2 separate regions of the Homo sapiens genome follow, and region 2 is linked to region 1. The links are chromatin loops, found by intact Hi-C in ENCODE. Cell type or tissue: PC-3. All regions are shown on one strand.

What was found. A loop is a pair of places that touch in the nucleus more often than their neighbours do. Peaks named below come from ENCODE experiments on the same cell type or tissue, not always from the same donor. Only the 100,000 strongest peaks of a DNase experiment are listed, where the experiment ranks them.
Region 2: it touches region 1 in a loop (2.0-fold over the local background); 2 of 110 quality-filtered maps call a loop at or near these places.

The regions. Positions count from the first base shown.
Region 1 is chr12:79,933,720-79,936,219 of GRCh38, forward strand. PPP1R12A (protein phosphatase 1 regulatory subunit 12A) reads right to left here and starts at 1,378. Exons shown (of 25, transcript NM_002480.3): 1 at 976-1,378. The coding sequence starts at 1,212. It overlaps PPP1R12A-AS1 (PPP1R12A antisense RNA 1), which reads left to right and starts at 1,562. Exons shown (of 2, transcript NR_146535.1): 1 at 1,562-1,835. RefSeq lists enhancers at 198-763, 564-623, 764-1,327, 964-1,263, 1,310-1,604 and 1 more and a silencer at 794-883. In PC-3, no CTCF peak of the experiment used is centred here; a DNase peak (open chromatin) is centred at 1,502; H3K4me3 peaks cover 2,500 bases; H3K27ac peaks cover 1,698 bases.
Region 2 is chr12:80,152,994-80,155,493 of GRCh38, forward strand. The region is part of intron 1 of OTOGL (otogelin like); the gene reads left to right. Among named protein-coding and RNA genes, the nearest start is that of OTOGL, 55 kb to the left of the region's middle. In PC-3, no CTCF peak of the experiment used is centred here; a DNase peak (open chromatin) is centred at 1,518; H3K27ac peaks cover 1,432 bases.

The sequences.
Region 1 (2,500 bases):
CATTATCTCTGGATTGCCAATAGTTTCTCCTTATTTGGCTAACATTGAGAGATCCCAATCAGACTACTATAAAACTTTAATATGCACAAAGCATCCATTTTGAGAAAAGTTTGTGACCAGCTTTCTTTTTTCCCAACCCCAAAAGAAAAACCAGAGCTTGGTAACCGGCTTTGAAAAGAGTGTCCCCTATTTATTCTTCTCTTTCTAACACCAGTGCACACCCGAGGACCTGGGGCTCAAGGATCTCTGACACTGCGGCAAACTTCGAGTATCAGACTCAACACGTTCCGGTCCGGAGGTGGGCAAGCCCTTTAGAGGGCTTCCTTACTCTACCCACTTCCATCCCCTTCCTTTCAGCCGGTGCAGATCAGCTAATTACACCCTGTTTTCCCCTCCCCAGTGACCAAGAGTAATAAATGAGAAAACAGGAAATCGTTCGTTCAGGGCACTCGGCTTAGGGCTCTAGATTACTATTATTATCATCATTTGTAATCAAGTCCTAAAAAGTGCAACAAATCCAATGCCCACCTACAAGTCAAAGATGTTCATCTGCCTAACCGTCCGTAATGCCCCTTGTTAGTTTTCTTCCTTCAGCATCCACCCCTCCGAATATACCACTGACACCGGGGCCCAGGCACAACCCCACTACACCCCTCCTTGTCTCGACCCCAAATCCCAGACTTATCCACGAATGGCCCTGGGGCCCCAAACGACCACAGTTCCTTTTCCCCTATGCCCCGGAAATCACCCGGTTCCCAACTCCACCAGCAACTGTTCTGAAGGGGGGCCTCAAGCCCAGCGCCCTCCCTTCCACCAGCTCTCCCTCCCGCCCTCTGGGGAAACCGCCCCCTCACCCCGCAGCAGGGAGTCTCCCGCCGCCCCCAGCCTCAAGAGGTGGAGAACTGAGGGCAGGCCCGAGCAGGAGGCCGACGAGAACCCTCACGGTCAGGAGAGCCGGCGGCGGGGCGCACAGACCTGGTGCAGGGCAGTGAGTCCGTCCACATTGGCGTAATTGATGTCGGCGCCGCGGTGCAGCAGCTTGAGGACCTCGTCCGTGTCGCCGCTGGAGCAAGCAGCCAGGAAGACGGCGCCATCGTCGAACTTCACCTTGGTCTTCTGGCGCTTCACCACCGGAGGCTCGAGGTCCGTCTCGGAGCCGATCCAGCGTTTCAGCTGCTCGTTCCGCTTCTGCTTCGCGTCCGCCATCTTCATCCCCTCTCCTGCCGCCGGGTCTTCTTATCGCGAGGGGGGGAAGGGGGAGGCGGAGAGGGAAGAGAGGGGAGGCAGGGGGTGTGTGAATGTTTCTATGAGTGCGGGCCAGAGGAGGGCTGGGAACCCGGAGCCGACGCTCGAGACTTCCAGTATCCCACAGAGCACTGGGGCGGCGCACCCGGCCGAGCGGACCTCCCTTCCTACCACAGAAGCCCTCCCGCCCCCAGCACGGCCACCCGTCACCGGCGGCCAATCTAACGTAACTTCGCGAGATCCGGACTGGGAGGCGCCCTTCGACCAGTGCGCATGCGCCCTGGGCCTGTGCCCGCCCCAGGAAGAGCGCTCCCGCGAACTGCGGCGGTGGTGGCTGGGCCACCAGAGGGAAGCGGGTGTGGCCCAGGCAGCGGGGGCTGGGACAGACCTGGAAAGGAGGAAGCGGGGAAGGAAGGTTGTCCTGTCGGGCTGGGGGCTCCCGGGAATCCGGAGGCCAGCAGTGGAACCGCAAGGCTCTACAGGGCAGATCTGCCTCCCGTGCTGTCTCAGCTACGCCGAGTCGTTGGCTCAGGGCGGAGGATTTTCCTATTGGCCGCGTTATTTGAATGGAATGGAGGATAGGTCGTGAAGTAGGTGCTGCTGGTTGATCTTTCTAAGGAACTCAGATGAACTTGGGCATGTCAGAATTAATAACCTTTTAAAAGTGGGGTCTGTGTGGCCGAGGGTTTTAATGGTAAGTTCTTGAGGTGACCACCTATTGACAAGGGTTGACCTGCTGTAATTGCTGTGGCTTCCTGCCAACCCCCACTTTAGAAATGTTTTTCTTCCTCTCTTTACTTGTTTTGTTTTGCTTTCTCTCACGCTTGGGTTCTCTTCTTTCTTCCTTCAGTGCTTTAAGCCTGTCTCGTACTACCCATGAGCTTAGCTCAGCCTGATTACTGGTCCTTACCTTTTAAGGGATTTCTGGTTACAGCTCCATCTCTTTCTAAGGAGGGGTAAAGACCTAGCTGCGTCTAGCATTTAAACGGAACGTTAAGGAAGGCAATTAATTCAACCACTATTTATTGAATACCTACTATGAGCCAGTAACTGTACTAGGCACTGAAGATACAATGAAAAATATGACATTTATTTGAACCACCTCTTGAGTTCAGTCGCCCAAACAAGACTAATTTATCATCGTCATAAAAAAAAGACTTTAACTTTGCCTTGTATGACCACACGCGCACACACATAGGATTTGTAATACTGATGTCTTATGAGCCATCTATCTACAATCTCCACCAATTGATTT
Region 2 (2,500 bases), 220 kb after region 1:
CGTGTCATCAATTTTTTAAATGAAATAAGTACTTTATTTTTTAAATAGCAATTTTAGTTTCATAGCAAAATTGAGAGAAAGATACAGAGATTTCCCATATATTCCCTGTATTAACCCTTTTGGACTGCTGTAGCAAAGTCCTATAGTACGGCCTTATCAACAATGGAAATTTATTTCTTATTCTGGAAGTTGGGAAGTTCAAGAGTAACACACCAGCAGATTTGGTGTCTGATGAGGGCACGTTTTCTGGTTCATAGACAGCCATCTTTTCATTATGTCCTCAGATGGTGGAAGGAGCAAGGGAGTTCTTTGGAGTCTCTTTTATAAGGGCATTAATCCCATCCACAAGGGTTCCAGCCTCATGACCTAATCACCCCCTCAAAGGCTCCACCTCCTGAGACCATCACATTGGGGATTAAGTTTTCAACATAAGAATTTGTGGGAGACACATTTAATCTATACCTTCTCTGTCTTCACTCATGTATAGCCTCTCTCATTATCAACATCCCCCACCAGAGTGGCACATTTGTTAAAACTGATGAACCTACATTGACACATCATAATCACCCAAAGTCCATAATTTACATTAGAGTTCATTCTTGGTGTTATACACTCTATGGGTTTGTACAAATATATAATGATATATTTTCACCATTGTAGTATCATATAGAGTATTGTCACTGCCCTAAAAATCCTCTGTGCTCCGCCTCTGCATCCCTCCTCTATACCCCTCCAAATCCTGGCAACCACAGATATTTTTTATTGTCTCCATAGTTTTGCCTTTCCCAGAATGTCACATAGTTGGAATCATACATATGTAGACATTTCAGATTGGCTTTTTTCACTTAGTAATATGCATTTAAATTTCCTCCATATCTTTTCATGTCTTGATAGATCATTTCTTCTTAATGCTGTTAAACTAAAATAAAATAGAGACCAGGCTTGAAGAATCTGTAAGTGGACAAAGTCAGTTAGGTCTCATATATGACTTTAACCTTATTTTATTTGCAAACATAATCAAAACTTAACTTGAAGCTGGACACAGTGGCTCATGCCTGTAATCCCAGCACTTTGGGAGGCCGAGGTGGGTGGATCACTTGAGGTCAGGAGTTCAAGACCAGCCTGGCCAACATGGCAAAATTCCGTTTCTACTAAAAATACAAAAATTAGCCAGGCATGGTGGCTCACGCCTGTAGTCCCAGCTACTCGGGAGACTGGGGCAGGAGAATCTTTTGAACCCGGGAGGTGGAGGTTGCAGTGAGCTGAGATCATGCCACTGCACTCCAGCCTGGGCAACAGAGCAAGACTCAGTTAAAAAGGGGGGGAAAAAGAAAGCTTGGACTATTTCTTGTAAATGCCCATATGAAAGAAAAAGAAAACTTAAGCTCAACTAATCAGAAACCACCAACTGTTATAGTTGTGTAACTGGGGACTTTCCAGGAGCCTGCACCAAATAAGGCAGCTGCACAATCAATCAAATATTTTCTTTGCTTTACTTCCATGTTCGTCCTATAAAACCTCCCCTTTGCACTCCCTCTTTGAACTCCCCAAACTAGTTGTAGTTTGGAGCTGACCATTTAATGAATCATTGTTTGCTCAAATACATTAAAAAAAATTAAATGTGCTTCAGTTTACCTTTTAACAATGTTGAGTGATATTCCATTGTCTGGATATACTATATTAATTCATTCACCTACTGAAGGATATCTTAATTGCTTCCAGGTTTTGGCAAAAATAAAGCTGCTATAAACATCTGTGTACAGGTTTTTGTGTGGACAGTTTTCAGCTCCTATAGTTAAGTGCTAAGGAGTGTGATTGCTGGATCATATAGTAAGAATATGTTTTGTTTGTAAGAAACTGCCAAACTGTCTTGCAAATGGCTGTACCATTTTGCATTCCCACCACCAGTGAATGAAAGTTCCTGTTGCTACACATCCTTGCCAGCATTTGATATTGTCAGTGTTCTGGATTTTGACCATTTTAATAGATATGTAGTGGTATCACATTATTGTTTTAATTGGCATTTTCCTGATGATGTAAGATGTGGAGCATTTTTTCATATGCTTATTTTCCATCTGTATATCTTCTTTGGTGAGGTGTTCCTTAAGGTCTTTGGCGCATTTATAATTGAGTTGTTTGTTTTCTTGTTGAGTTTTAAGAGTTCTTTGTATATTTTGGATAACAATTCTTTATCAGATATATCTTTTGCAATGATTTCCTCTCAGTCTGTGGTTTGTCTTCTCATTCTCTTTACCTTGTCTTTCACAGAGTAGAAGTTTTAAATTTTAATGAAGTACAGCTTATCAATTCTTTCTTGCATGGATCATGCCTTTGATGTTGTATCTAAAAAAGTCATCACCCTATTCAAGGCTATCTGGGTTTTCTCCTATGTTATATATGTTATATTCTAGGGGTTTTATGGTTTCCCATTTTACAATCAGGTCTATTATCAACTTTGAGTTAATTTTTTTAATTTTTAATTTTTGTGGGTACATGGTGT